Linked DNA regions of Homo sapiens: region 2 is linked to region 1. Evidence: read pairs that join two places in POLR2A ChIA-PET (ENCODE). Cell type or tissue: PC-9. All regions are shown on one strand.

What was found. Peaks named below come from ENCODE experiments on the same cell type or tissue, not always from the same donor. Only the 100,000 strongest peaks of a DNase experiment are listed, where the experiment ranks them.
Region 2: POLR2A ChIA-PET joins it to region 1 with 7 read pairs; 2 of 35 experiments call an interaction of 5 or more read pairs at or near these places.

Annotation. Positions count from the first base shown.
Region 1 is chr2:70,422,159-70,430,158 of GRCh38, forward strand. No RefSeq gene overlaps it. Among named protein-coding and RNA genes, the nearest start is that of TGFA-IT1, 55 kb to the right of the region's middle. In PC-9, no CTCF peak of the experiment used is centred here; DNase peaks (open chromatin) are centred at 3,933 and 4,253; H3K27ac peaks cover 1,838 bases.
Region 2 is chr2:70,663,110-70,671,109 of GRCh38, forward strand. ADD2 (adducin 2) reads right to left here. Exons shown (of 16, transcript NM_001617.4): 16 at 1-626. The coding sequence ends at 316. Among named protein-coding and RNA genes, the nearest start is that of ADD2, 100 kb to the right of the region's middle. In PC-9, no CTCF peak of the experiment used is centred here; no DNase peak of the experiment used is centred here; H3K27me3 peaks cover 3,450 bases.

The DNA.
Region 1 (8,000 bases):
GTATACATGTAAAATTGTATAGAACTATCAAGTTCTCCCTCCCCCCATAAAGTTTGTTCCAATATTCCTACCAATAGTTTGAAAAACCCCTAACTACCACTGGATATTAAGAATCTTTTTTTTTTAAATCTATGCTGATCTGATGGGCGAAAAATGTTATATTGTTATTTTAATTTGCATGTCTTTAATTATTAGTGAAGTTGAGTATATGTTATTGACCACTTATAATAATATTTCTTCTTAGGTGATATACCTGCTCATATCCACTGCCTGTTTTTAGAGAAGAGGCATCCAGAATGGCAGAAAGATGCATGGCAATGTCCTCATTGTGTCAGGCGTGGCTTGGGTCCCTGTACCCTACTGAAGAAATTTGAAGGTGCCACAGAAGAGAACCCAAAACAAGCCACAGAAATGAGCCAAAGTAATTAAAGGTGAGGGTATAGAAAAGTGAAATGAATAAAGATTGTTTAGGCCAGAGAATAGAAGACTAAGGGGGAGGGGAAAGAAGGTAAACCTTACAATTCTGAATGATTAGTGTCATGGTTTGTGTGGCTATAACAGAATGCTATAGACTGGGTGATTTATTAATATAATAAAGAGAAATTTATTGGCTAATAGTTCTGGAGGCTGGAAAGTCCAAGGTCAAGATGCTGGCAGGTTTGGTGTGTGGTGAGGGCCTGGTCTCTGCTTCTAAGATGGCACCTTGAATGCTGCATCCTCTGGAGGGGAGGAGCACTGTTCCTCACATGACAGATAAGTGGAAGAGCTAAGAGAAGGCAAGAGAGAGGCAGGGACTGAACTCACCCTTTCATAAGGAACCTACTCCTGAGCTAACAAACCCACTCCCGCAATAATGACATTAATTCATTCATGAGACAGAGCCCTCAGGACCTAATCATCTCTTATTAGGCACCCCTCCCAACATTGATGCACTGGGGATTAAGTTTCCAACAAATGAATTTTGGGGGACACATTCAAACCATAGCATGGAGTCTTTTGAGAAGGATGGCTGATGTGTGCTCTTTCTGCCAGGAACATGGACCAACGTAAATTCCCATAAGTGGGCTTTATTCAAAGTAAGTTCCAGTTATGATCTACATTTCCATTCTTAGAGACATTTCAACTCAATTGGAGATAATTTTGGTGCAGACTCCTGCCCTTTAAATCATGGAGCACAATCTTCCAAATACCTTTGTGTTCCTTTTTTAGGCTAGAGAATTTTAAAATACAGTGAATGGTCAAATCAAATTGATTTCATTTAATTCAATATTGGGGCTCTTTCCAATGATTTTGGGTTGCAGTGTTTGGAACTGCCCTGACTCTTCCCCCAGCAGCATGAGACCCAGTGTTCTGTGGTGCTCATTTATGGAGGTTTGCCCTGTGCTTGGATGTTGATTCTGTCACTAGAGTTAATATGACAGCAGCCTAGCCCAGCATTTCAGAGGTCCTCTCTCTCTATGGGACCTGATTAAGTGTCTTGCATTTAGGGAGTTCCCAGTTATAGGACATAACGGAAATATCAGCCCTTTTGGCATGCACTCTCTTCCCTTACAACAATCCTGACTCCAGGCTGATTACTGGGCCCCTTTTACCCCAAAAGTATCTTCTCATACCTGAGGCATTAGTTAGCAATGCCATAAGAAGAAGGTACTGCCAAGCTCCCTGGACCCTGCAGCTTTCTTCTTCTACGAATAGAATTACAGAATCTAGGCCAGAAAACCATAGCATTTTCAACTCCTCCCCACCCCTCCCTACCCCCACATCCCAGTAGTAGGCTAGATAGATCTTACCAAATATCTCCGAAATATTTTCCATTTTCATCTTCATTATCCCTGCTTCAATCTATCCTTTCCCCTTCTCTTGAATGAATGCATTGGCCTGCTGGCTTCCTCCAGTCATGTCCTCTTCCGGTACATTTTATCATATAACTATTTGTTCATTCATTCATTCATCCATCCGTTCATTCTAGGAGAGTTGACTTTATCTTTGTGCCAAACACACTCGAGAAATGCCACAAGACTGTGGGTTATTAATTATAAAGAAGATATCCAGGAAGTCAGCCCTCTTGGTTGAAAGGAATTGGAGGGATCCAAGGTGGAGTTCCAAAGAAAGATGGAGTTAAGGTGGGCCTTGAAGTGTGCATAGATAATATGGAAAATGATGTGAGTCAGCCATCCAGCTGTCATTCCCCACTTTCTTGCTCAGTGATGCTTTTTGTTCACCCTCTCATATGCTCAGGGAAGTAGCTTACAACTCCAGCTGAGGGGGTCAATCCTGATTGAGTCAAACAAATTAAGGCTATTCCCCTTGCAGTGATTAGCTTAGGCAACAAAATCTTGAAGGGAACGGCTGCTGGGAGGCAGAAAAAGAGTGGCTCCTCTAAAAGGTATGGTTGTGTAGACTGTTAGTTGCCGTGTGGGATTCCTGGAGCACTATGATAGGTCTTCTGATTTTTCATGAAAAGCTTGAAATCTGATTAAAAATAATTTTTTGATAAATCCCTTTGCTGAGCATGTGCTGGTGATTGGGATACACCTCTGGAAGCAGAATCCAGGGACAGAGGCATTTGGGCTTAGAGATGCAGAGTAGGTGGATGAAAATGCAAGGAGATAGAGATGGGAACTGGCTTTTGATGGACAGGTGTGGAATTCTGGTCCGGGTGACAAACATGATAATGACATTAATGAGTACACTTTAAGGAAAATGCAGAAAAAGGCTGGGTGTGGTTGCTCCTACCTGTAACCCCTGCACTTTGGGAGGCTGAGGTGGGTGGATCGCTTGAGGTCAGGAGCTCGAGACCAGCCTGGCCAACATGGGGAAACTCCGTCTCTACTAAAAAATACAAAAATGAGCCAGGTGTGGTGGCAGGTGCCTGTAATTCCAGCTACTCAAGAGGCTGAGGCAGGAGAATTGCTTGAACCTGGGAGGCAGAGGTTGTAGTGAGCTGAGATTGCACCACTGCACTCCAGCCTGGGTGACAGAGTGAGACTCTGTCTCAAAAAAAAAAAAAAAAAAAAGGCAGAAAAAACACGAAGAAAATGAAAGCCATTCCCAATCCTGCTATACAGAAAAAGCACTAATTTTTAATATTTTCCCATATAGTCTTTTTTTTCCCCTCTCCTGATGTTAGATTGTGAACCTTTTCTTCTCATCGTTAAAAGGCTCTCTGAAAACTTACTTTTGAATGGTGATATCTAAGTCCAATACAAGGGCCATGTCTCATGTAACTCTAAATATTCTAATTCTGTTGGAATAAAACTCCTTCTTGAATCTTGGCTGGTTGTTCTGTTTGCTGCCTGTATGTTAAGCTGAAATGTCACCTGTGGTAAAATGCCTGTATTCTATTCTGAGGGTGGGGTAGGGGGTGATAGGAAAAAAATAAACCCAGCGGAGAGAAAAATCTAGTGAGAAGAACAAGGCCAAACCAATAACGCAGATCTTTAAGTGGAACTTAAGCCCTCAGTCCAGCCATGCCCTTAGTCTGATTCCTCTTAGGAAAGTGTAATTAAATGTGTTGAGCCCTTCCTAGGTGTAAGCCATGCAAGCTCTGGGGAGTCTTACGGGGTCTGGGAGTGAGTGGGAAGCTTCTTCACTCTCCTGCTGCTAATTTCACTCTCAGGTAGCCTGGCTAGGCATGGAAGAAGGATCCAGGCAAATGCAAGTCCAACCTGTAAGGTTGGCTCAAAAGGCTAGCTGAGCAGCAATTTCCAAGGCTGAAGCCCTCTAGCTGCCTGCCCTAGGGGCCAGCAGGAAGGGACATGAGGAGGGCCTGCTGGAGTCCCTCAGGAGTAAGGTTGTCATACCGCCTTCTGAGCCCCATTTTTGTGTCTGTCACCTCTCACTGCCCTTTGGTTTGGGGGTGGGGGACCCTGGCAGACACACTATACCTGCTTTGTGACTAGGTGTGTCTCCCCGAGGGTGTGTTCCTGTGCCTTGTGCAATGACTGCCGAGTCGCTGGGCACAGATCTGAATGTGTTTCTCAGGCAGCTGGCATGATGAAACCTGGCTGGCCCAGCTCCCCTGCAAACACTTGGCTCCCCTCGTCTCTACTGTATTCCCTTAACAGACACTCGACATGGTAGTGGGAACTGGCTTCAAAGATCATTCACAACACACCTGTGTTGAGTGAGATCTTGCTTTGTGTATACGTAACATGATTCCCAGGGATCAATAAGGCTGAAACCAACAAAGCAAACAGACAAATAATGCAGGTTGTTTGTGTTGTTAATAATAGTTAATGCAATAGCTATTTATTGAGCATTTGCTATGTGTCGGTCTTTGGGCTGAGAGCATTAACTCATGTAAGTCTCACAAAACCTCTTTGCGTTAGATATGATTAACACCCTCATTTTACCATGAGGAAACTGGGGCCCAGAGAAGTTGAGTAACCTTCCCAAGGTCCATGGTGGTAGAGTGAGGACTTAATCACAAGCCTATGCAGGTGACCATGACTTGTTATATCTGTGATGTGTTTTTTATCTGCCCCTTATCCTTGTAGGTCTGGAATAAGCCCTGCTGGTTGTAATGCCTTTTCTTATAATACACTTCAAATTAAAAACCTAAAATTTTATTTAGGATTTTAAAAATCTCCATTTATAAATGAGATTGAACTATATAGTTCCCCCTATCCCCAATGTTTAGACATCTAGTCATATTTGCTTCAAATTTGAAATGAGTAGCTTTCTGAGCACTGGAATAATTTTAATTTGTTAGGGGAGGAGGGGAATATTTTCTTAAGCAAGACAGGAAACCCAGAACCAATTAAAAAAATAGACAAAATTGACTACCTATATAACAAAAAATTCCATAAATGAAGTCAAAAGACAACAAGATTGGAGTTAGGAAGAATGAATAAAACCTAGTATTTGGTAGCACAACAAGGTGACAATAGTCAATAATAATTTTACATTTAAAAATAACTAAAAGACTATAATTGGATTGTTTGTAACACAAAGGATAAATGCTTGAGAGGATGGATACCCTATTTTCCACGATGTGATTATTATGCATTGCATGTCTGTATCAAAACATCCCAAGTATCCCATAAGTATATATACCTACTATATACCCACAAAATTAAAAAATTTTATATATATATATACATATATATATATATGACACAACAAGATTGGGAAAGTATTTGTAATACAAATGACAGATGAATAGTTAATATGACACAAAAAGATTCTATAAGTTATAAGGAAAAGAAAAATAAGCCAATTAAAAATGAATAAAGAATGTGAATAGCAGCAACTCAAGAAGAGGAAATCCAAATGGCCAATTATTATATTACAAGATTCTCAACCTCATTAATTAGCAGGAAAATGCAAATTAAAACAACATTGATATACTTTTAACATATCAGACCAGTAAAAATAAAAAAGGTTTATTATATCTAGGGTAGACAAGGATTCAAAAAATGGCTACTATCTCTGTGGTAGAAATGTGAATTACCACAATTGATTTAAGCCATCATGACAATTTCCAGTTACTCAATTTCCCAGGCTCCCTTGCAACTATCAGTGGCCATGTAACCCAGTTCTGGTCAATGAAATGTAAGGGGCCAGGCATGATGGCCTACATGTGTAATCCCAGCACTTTGGGAGGCTGAGGTGGGTGGATTGCTTGAGCTCAGGAATTTGAGACCAGCCTGAGCAACATGGCAAAACCTTGTCTCTACAAAAAATACAAAATTAGCCAGATGTGGTGGCTCCTGGGGAGGCTGAAGTGGGAGGATCGCTTGGGCCTGGGAGGTCAAGGCTGCAGTCAGCTGAGTCAGCTGAGATCATCACTGCACTCTAGCCTGGGTGACAGAGAGAGACCCCGTGTCAAAAAAAAAAAAAAAAAAAGTAAGGGAAAGACTGCTGTTGCAGGATCTCTAGGAAGGCCTTTGCTTTGCTGATGTAAGGTACAAATGAGGCTGTTGCTACTTTTCAACTTTACCTTGAATTTGAACATGATTGATGCCTGGAGCTGCGGCAGCCATGTAATCGTGAGGAAACAAGCATGAGAACAACATGCTAGGATAACAGAGCAGAAAAATGTATAAGGGCCTGGGCTTCTGAACTAATACCCACCACTACTACCCTCTAAGCCCTTGTTATGGGTGAACAAATCATTATTTTTTAATTTAAGCCTCTGTTAGGAGGGTTTCTGTTAATGGTAGCCAAATATGCCTCTAATCAGATACATGTTTACCCTCAACCCAGCCATTCCTACATGTGACTTCATCCTAAGAAATGAAAGTACCAGTAGGTAAACATTTATGTACAATTTATGTATAACATTGACTTTGGAAGTGAAGAACTAAAAACAAATGGAGTATCTATCAATAGCCATGTGGTGAAATAAAATGTCATATATTCATACAATAAAATGTTGTACAGTTATTAAAAAGAATGATTTAGACTGATGTCTATTGACCTGGAGGGATGCTCATGATGTATTATTATGTGAAAAAAACCCCACAGAAATCTGAGTAGTTAACACTTATAGTTAATCCCTTATTTGTGGATTTTTTTTTTTTTTTTTTTTTTTTTAGACGGAGTCTCGCTCATTGCACAGGCTGGAGTGCAATGGCGCGATTTTGGCTCACCACAACCTCTGCCTCCCGGGTTCAAGTGATTCTCCTGCCTCAGCCTCCTGAGTAGCTGGGATTACAGGCATGTGCCACCATGCCCCTGGCTAATTTTGTATTTTTAGTAGAGATGGGGTTTCACCACGTTGGCCAGGCTGGTCTCGAACTCCCGACCTCAGGTGATCCACCCGCCTCGGCCTCCCAAAGTGCTGGGATTACAGGCATGAGCCACTGCACCCGGCTGGAAAAATCTTTATATGTGTATAGATGTTTGTATATGTCTCCACCAGCATAGAAAAAAGGGTCAGAATGCCTGCAGGGATGAGGGAAGTAATGTAACTGAGTGAAACAAGCCTGATAGGAAAGATAAGCTGTTCTAAGTATTGTAAAACTTTATTTTTATTAGACCATGAAGAGAAGCATCCAATATGATATAAATATGCGTGATATTGTTGATCATATTTTCAATATGGAGTTGAGTAAAAGAAAAATTGTATAATAATATGTTTTTGCTTTCTCATAATTTTTTATTACTTCTTTGTAGAATATGGATTCCAGTATTATTTCTGTTTGTACTGACAATTCAAAGACAGGTCTTATTTTCCTTTTTAATGATGCAAAGGTGGAATTCAGCCTTGAATCCTTTACTTGGAGGTAATGCTTAGTTTTCAAACAAAAAAAGTCTAATTAAAAGTGTGGCACTTCTAAACGGAGATATAGTGTTTTCACAGTGTTTTAAAAAGTACATATAATTGTTCTTGTGATAGTTTACTGAGAATGATGATTTCCAATTTCATCCATGTTCCTACAAAGAACATGAACTCATCATTTTTTATGGCTGCATAGTATTCCATGGTGTATATGTGCCACATTTTCTTAATCCAGTCTATCATTGTTGGACATTTGGGTTGGTTCCAAGTCTTTGCTATTGTGAATAGTGCTGCAATAAACATACGTGTGCATGTGTCTTTATAGCAGCATGATTTATAGTCCTTTGGGTATATACCCAGTAATGGGATGGCTGGGTCAAATGGTATTTCTAGTTCTAGATCCCTGAGGAATCGCCACACTGACTTCCACAATGGTTGAACTAGTTTACAGTCCCACCAACAGTGTAAAAGTGTTCCTATTTCTCCACCTCCTCTCCAGCACCTGTTGTTTCCTGACTTTTTAATGATTGCCATTCTAACTGGTGTGAGATGGTATCTCATTGTGGTTTTGATTTGCATTTCTCTGATGGCCAGGGATGATGAGCATTTTTTCATGTGTTTTTTGGCTGCATAAATGTCTTCTTTTGAGAAGTGTCTGTTCATGTCCTTTGCCCACTTTTTGATGGGGTTGTTTGTTTTTTTCTTGTAAATTTGTTTGAGTTCATTGTAGATTCTGGATATTAGCCCTTTGTCAGATGAGTAGGTTGCGAAA
Region 2 (8,000 bases), 240 kb after region 1:
ACAGCATCCAAACAAAGGCAGCCCACAACTAGGCAGTGTTGTGTAGTAGAAGGAGCACTGGACTGGAAGTCAGGAGACCTGAATTCGAGTGCAGGCTCTGCCGCTAACTAGCTGTGTGACCTTGGGCAAGTCACCTGATTTCTCTTGGGCAACTGTAAAACGAAGGGTTGGTCGGGTGATCTCTAAGTTCCCCTTCCGAATGTGGTCCAGGGTCCTACTCTATCCCTCCTTAGCCCTGTGCTTGCAGGGACAGAGATGGGAGAAGGGAAGGGGAGGAGAGAGAGGAGGCAGGAGGGAGCCCAAGGGTGTCATGAATCAGGACTCCACTTTCTCCTTCTTTTTGCTCTTTTTCAGGAAGGAGGGGGTTCGGAATTTCTTTTTCTTCTTTGAGGGAGACTTGGAAGGTGAGCCCTCTGGGGACATGGGGCCGCTGGTGACCGACTCGGTTTTGTCCTTAGAGGTATCAACATCCGTGTCAGCACTGGTGGTCATCTGGCTCAGGCCTTTGCTGAGGATTTCCTCTGCCGTCTGCTCCTCCTCCCTCCCGTTGACCACCACCCCTTCCGGCTGGGTTGTTTCGGGCTCTGTGGTGGCGGCTTTGCTTGTTTCTGTCTTCTTAGTACCTTCTAGAAAAAGATCAAAAGATATGACCTGTAAGATTTCATTCAGGTGACAGCTTCCACCTGGGGCTAACAGAACCATTTCTAGGGAATTCTATAAAATCAATCCAGAGCGAGGGGAGGGCCAGCCTGATGTTGAGGGATGGCTACCAGAGACAGATGGAAGGACTGGGTTCTGATCTGCACCTTCCATGTGGCCTGTCCTGGGAACACCCCCTTGCAGGCTGGCAGCTCTGGGCTCTTGTCTATGAATTTAGATGGATATTAATGTCTGAAGTGGCAGGAGGCCCGGCTGGGGTCCAGCTCAGAGTTTTTCTAGGCAAGAAAGAAGAAACAGACACAGAGAAAGGAGAAGGCGTGAGGTGTACAGCTTGGTGGAGACATCTAAGCATTGCTGTAACCAGTTTAGTTTCACCAATAAAAACATGGAAATTACATGTCCTCAAACCCATTTCATTTTCTACACCAGTGAGGAACTCCAAGAAATATGGAGAATATCTTCCCAGTAGGCAGAGGGAGAGTGGAATTCCTTATATAACACAGACCCCATATTTCCAAGACATGTTAGTCAAAAGGGGAAGACCCCTGGTCAGCCCTTTCTAGCAGCCACTGGGGCCCCCAGGTCTTTATTCCACCTGGGAATCTGTCGGGATCGCGGGAATGTTCAAGGCCAGAGTTACTCAGGCCCCAGAAACCAAACCCTCCTGCCACCCTTTCTCCCCCTCCCCACTCTCACTCAACCTTGCTTCCACACAACCTTTCAGATGCCTGGATGGGGTGAGAGTCAGGGAGATTGTAAAACCACAGACTGAAAAGTAGAAAGCAAGGTAAATATTATCTGATGCCTCTCCTCCCCACTGCACAGTTAAGAAGGCTGAAGAACACAGTACCATGGTGGGCAGACCTCGGCTTACCAACTTCCGGTTCAGCTTCTTCTCACGACGGGAACTGAAAGGAGTGTGTGTGGGTGAGCACGTGTGAGTGTGTACAAGTGTGTGTGAGTGTGCAAGTGTGTGTGTGGGTGTGTGAGGGTGTGCAAGTGTGAGTGGGCAGGTTGTGTGTGGTGTAAGTGTGTAAGTTTGAGTATGCAAGTGAGATTGTTTGCCATGAGTGTGTCTGTGTGTGTGGTGTGAGCATGTGCGAACCAGTGTGTGTGACAGTGAGTGGTATATGAGTGTGGGAGTGAGCGTTTACAAATGTGTTTGTGTAAGTGTGTGTGAGTGCACATGAGCATATGCGAGGGTGTGAATGTGTGCGAGTGAGTGTGTGACACACCTGTGTGGTGTGTGTGTGATGGGCACATATGAATGCAGTGTGTGTGTTGCCACATCACAAGAAGGAACCCGGCATGCTGAGGTGTATGGAATCGTGGGTGATGTGGAAGGTATAGTCAGTGTTACAGAGGGAGCGAGTGAAGGACTCAGTTTTAGGAGAAGCCTGGGGTCTTAACAGGGGTGAAGTCTGGGGAAGTGCACGGTTACATGGAGGATGGGACAGAGTGGGGTAACTTGTGGACAGTTAAAGTGGACTAGTGAACCACCTGGGCCAGATCTCCCTGTAACAAAGTCTTTGCAACTCCTGACACTGCTGGGCAAGTCAAAGTGCCCCCTCCAGACCACTGCGGAGCACCAGCTCCCTCTTGGTATCAAAGACTTTGGCCACTGCTCCCAGTCTTCCCACTGCCCAGCCCATGTCCTGTCATCCTCATCCAGTGTCCCATCCCGTCCCGCCACGTAATACTGTGGCCATCACTTGGCAGTACTCTTGAGTGCCATAAACCAGGCTGGACACAACCATCTCTCTGTCCACTCTCCTATTCCCACTTCGCCTGCTTCCTGCCATACCAAGCTGCTGGTCCTGGACCTCTCACTGTCATCCCAGCCCATTCCCCTCTGGAAGGCCCTTCTCTCTCCTCTGTGTCCCCAGCCTTCACTCCATATAATGAATCACCTTGAGTGTTACTTCTTCCTTCAAGTCTCTCCTGATCCTCGTTCCCACTTCCAGGTAGAGTTTATCACTCCTTCCTTTCTGCCTCTGCTATCTAAACTTCCATCACAGCATCTGCAAAACGATCACACTTGTTTTTTTGTTTTTTTTTTTTTCCCGAAACAGTCCTGCTCTGTCGCTTAGAGCTGGAGTGCAATGGTGGAATCTCGGCTCACTGCAATCTCCACCTCCTAGGTTCAAGCAATTCTCCTGCCTCAGCCTCCCAAGTAGCTGGGATTACAGGTGCCCACTACCAAGCCCAGCTAATTTTTGTATTTTTAGTAGAGATGGGGTTTCACCATGTTGGCCAGGATGGTCTCGAACTCCTGACCTCGTGATCCGCCCACCTTGGCCTCCCAAAGTGCTGGGATTACAGGCGTGAGCCACTGCATCCAGCCCACACTTGTTTTTTATGCCTATCTCCTCCCCCTTCTACACTGAAATGAATTAGGGCAAAATTGTGTCTAATGACCTATGTCACTAGCTCACAGAAGGCACTCAGAAAAGGTCTGTGGAATCCATGAATGGTTGAAGGCATGAGCAAATAAATGAATATGTGAATGGATTTATTCTAACCAAGCCAATATCATCACCTAATCTTTTCTTATCTATCCCAGCCTGAGCCTTCTAAGCTGAACTGGATCCACTCATGTAAATGAACACCAGCCCTGAGTGCTGGCCTTTGTCTCCTGTACCTATGCCCTGGTCTTCCCTCTCATCTTCCTGGGCTCTCCAGGGCTCTGCAACTTCAAACTAGACCCTCACTGCAGGGCCTTCACTTGGATGATACATTAGGATGCATTTCTCAAGACTGACCCTTGGCGCTCTCCTCTAAGATGGTTGGGGCACTTGCCTTCTAGCTCCGTGAAGACAACTATGGATAAGAGGGGCTCCCACTTTCTGTCCAAGTGTCATTTCCTGCCTGGTGGCAATGAGTATCTTCACTCCAATGGCCTCCTTCAACCATGCCCCTCATCCATGTCCCTTTGCCCATACCTGCCCTGCTGTCAACCTAAGCAACAGCCTCAGCCCCTGGTGTGTGTCTGGTTTAGGAGAGCAACACCCAAGGTTCTTCTCACCATGTAGAAAGTGGGGGCCACAGATGGTGCATCTGCCATGATTCAGAGAGGTTCCACATCATGAATTGTTTGAGGAGTCATAGCAAATGGAAAATGGGGCTTGGAGGAGCCAGGTTCCCAACTAAGGTCACCACTCCCTCAACTATAGAGTCAGAGACCACTGGAGGGTTCCACTGGCCAAGAGAAGGGACAGGGCTCCAGAAATCAACATGTGTTAGGCCCCTGGAAAGTACTGAGGACAGGCTCTGATAGCCTAGACCCCTCCTCTGTCAACAGGCTGAAAACCAGGCTGGGAGAGGCCCCAGGAACTAGGGTCAGATGGGAACTCACCTTCTAGCCTCTTCTAAGAAGAACCTTTGACTTTATCTCCTGAATGGTGGGAACCTGGAGCTCTGGGAATAGGGGATATTGTGGGGGTGAGTAGAGTGGGGCAGAAGCTGGAAAATGGGGGCTCTGTCCAAGGATGGTGACTGGAAAGCTGGGGGAGAGACAGGAGGCAATGGGAGAACAGGTGACGGGAACGAGACTGGACTCTGAAGTCAGGGCCCACACCCAGACCCTGTGGGTTGGGAGACAAAGGACTAAAAGGCTGCTAGAGGCTGGAGGAGGAGGGGGGCTTCTGTGGGAGGCGCAGAGCTGGTTTGGACACACTGCCTCTCCAACTTGATTTCTCACTAGCCCACAGCCTCCAACCACTGGCTGTGTCTTGGCCACCAATGAACATGTGGTGGTTAATTTTAATGTGTCAGCTTGACTGGGTAAGGGATGCCCAGATAGTTGATAAAACAATATTTCTGGGTGTGTCTGTGAGGGTGTTTCCAGAAGAGATTCGCTTTTTGGTGGGGGGATGGAATTTCGCTCTTGTCACCCAGGCTGGAGTGTAATGGTGCAATAACTCACTGCAACCTCTGCCTCCCGGGTTCAAGTGATTGTCCTGCCTCAGCCTCCCGAGTAGCTGGGATTACAGGCGCATGTCACCACGCCCAGCAAATTTTTGTATTTTTAGTAGAGACAGGGTTTCACCATGTTGGCCAGGCTGATCTCAAACTCCGGACCTCAGGCGATCCACCAGCCTCAGCCTCCCAAAGTGCTGGGATTACAGGTGTGAGCCACCATGCCCGTCCAGGATTAGCATTTGAATCAGTAGTCGGAATATAGAAGATCTGCCCTCACCAACATGGTTGGACACCATCCAATCTGTTTAGGGCCCTCTCACATAGAACAAAAAGGTGGAGGAAGGGCAAATTCTCTCTGTTCTTGAGCCGCGACACCCATCTTCTCCTGCCCTGAAGCTTAGAGCTCCTGGTTCTCAGGCCTCAGACTCAGACTGAGTTACACCAGTGGCTTTCCTGTTCTAGAGCCTGGAGACAACATACTCTTCAGCCTCCATAATCACATGAGGCAATTCCCCTAGGAAGTCTCCTCTTATCTCTCTATATATCCCCTTGGTTCTGTTTCTCTGGAGAACTCTAATACAGTCCCCTTCCAGGAATGCCAGCTCCCCCAGCTTCCTAGGCACCACCCCTGCACAGCCCATGCCACTCCTGTCTGCCGCTCCAAGCATGTACCTATCCAAGGTCTGGCTCAAGCCACACTGCATCTGGACAGCCTCCCCTGACATTGGACAATGAGCTCGCCTTCCTGTAAACCCACTGCTCACATATTCATTTTACACTTGCATGTGTCATTTATCTTTTTTTCTTTTGAGAGTCTATTCATCACCCAAGTACACTGTTTATGACAGAAACTCTTTTACGTCTCTAACAATCATCATGCAGCTCAGTGACAACATGTTCAAGCCATGTTTACTGCTGCTGACGTCTGCCAAGTGAGGTCAGATGAAGGCTCAACAGAGGATGCCTTGTATCAGCTCAGCAGCTGGGCTCTTCTGTGGCCGTGCACTGGGGTAAAGACATGGAGAAGGAATATGGACCTTGCATAATTGAAGGAGCAAGGCTGCCTTTCCTTCTCTTGCCTGCTGACATCTCAGGCTCAAACACATGACCTCTTGCCTCAAGCCCCCCAGCTTTGAGAAGCCCTCTCTTTGCAGCAGGGAAGACACCAGTGGAGGGCCTAGAAACAGGATTTGCTGACGCGCTTCTGAACACAAGGTCAATCAGATGGATCCTGACCTACATTCCAAATGCAAGGAGAACTGGTCACTGCCATGTACAGCTTTTACTTTTCTCTTGAAAAGGCAGTGCCACACCATTGCATAGAGAGGTCATAGAGAGATTCATTAAAGACCTTGAAAAAAAACATGTCCTATGTTGACACAAGGGCTGGGCACTCATGCAGCAACAGTCAAGAAGGCCCACGGGTGCTCAAAGAACAGAGCAGAGGGGAAGAAGAGCAACAAGCTGAGCTGCCCATGGCCGACCATTGAGCTGGATGCTGGCCACGCAGAGAGGTTTGCAACAGAGTTTCTGTCTGGGTTTAAATTCTCAAACATCCGTGTCTGAAAGAATCACCCAGAGAGCTTGTGAAAATGCATCTTCTTTAGTGTTGTCCTCACAATAAACTGAAACAGAAGGTGGACCAAGAAATAGAGATTTTTAACAAGTCCCCAGGTAATTCTGATACAAAAGGCCCATTAGCCACACATTGAGAAACATAAGTTTAGAATGCTATGCTTTATCCGACGTTTACTTACCCCCAAAAACTGAGAGTACCACTGATAAAAAAGAAAGTAGAGCTTCTCATAAATGGATGCAGTGGACTCTGTGACTCCCATCCACTCACCACAGCTAGGATACAAATGTTCCTCTAAGTACCCAAATATACTTTCAGTATCTGGTAGAGCTTGTGTGCAAATATGACCCCAATGAGCTATCCCTCCGGGTATCCACACTGAATCTGGGCTGGCCCTGTGGCTGGCAAAACCAATAGAATGCAGTGGAAGATCCACAAAGCAGGCCTCAGGCCAAAGACTTAAGAAGGCCTAGCAACTTCTATTTTCACAGTTTTGGGAGCCTTATACCACCATGTATAAAGTCCAACAACCCTGATGGAAAAACATGTAGAGAGGCCGCATGGGTGGGCCCTGAGACCACATAGAGGGAGAGAGAGACAGACAGAGAGACAGACAGACAGACAGACACCCAGCCATCTCAGTGTCCCAGCTGAGCCCAGCCTTCTAGCTGCCCCTGCTAAGGTACCAGGCATGTAAGTGCACCATCTTGGAAGTTCCAGCTTAGTCAAGCTCCCTACTGACTGGAGCCCTCCGCAGATATCACATCAATTAGAAATCATCCAGCTAAGCCCCAACAACCCCAGTCAACCCACAAAAGAACTAATTTCCGTAATACTAGTTCTTATTCTATACCATGACTTAAATCAAATATTATTGCTGCATCACAAACCACCCTAAAACTTAGTGGCTTAAAACATCAAGTACTGTATTAGCTCTCACAATTTGGAGAACATGGTAGATAAAAAGGACTAACTTATGTAAAGCATATTACAAAGTACTTTTATATTCAGTAGCTCATTTTATCCTGACAACATGCTGTGGGTTAGGAAAGGCAGATTCATGTTATTCCCATCCAGCAGTGTTTTTAAATGACTTGTTTGAGATGGCTAGATTAGTTAGTGGCAGAGCTGATCATGTGATCATGTGATGTCAAATACAGGGCTATTTCTTTGCAGGCGTAGCCAGTTGCCCTGAGGGTTCAGCAGAGGATAAGGTGAGCTGGGACAAGGGTCTGACAGGAGCTAAAGAGAAGGTGATAGCACAGATGACCAGATGCAAAGGCTCTCTCTGATGGCCAGCCTTCAGAGAGGCTGATGGGGTAGGAGTCAGGTAGACAGATGAGGAGTGACACTGAGGCGACTCAGCATAAGAGAATTGAGGACATGGTGGCAAATGGTTGGAAAAAGCCATCCCTGATCTGATGGGTGGGCTAGATGTGAAAGAGCAGAGACTTGCATGGTGGGTCAGTTCTGTCTGCCCAGGAGTCCAGCAAGCCTGTGAGCAGCCTGGCCAAGGCTTCACACCGGGCTCCCCACCCAACTACAGCTTGTGTCCTCGTCATGCAGGGTCTGCTCCAAGGTGCCATGCTCCCTAGCTCTGTCTGTTATAGGAAGTGGGTTATGGGAAGTATCTTCAAGACAACTCTTCTAACAACTCAACCGTGGGCCCCTCCAGGGGAAGAATGAAGAATCCTGCTATAGGGTGTAAAATGTCAGGCAGTGGGTAAACAGCTACCCCACCCATTGCATGCCCTTCCTGGCCCTTGTCCCACTCCTCCATGAGCCTCCTCTCCAGCCCTGGATTTCCTTCCTGCAGCTGGAACACATGTCCTGAAGACCCTAG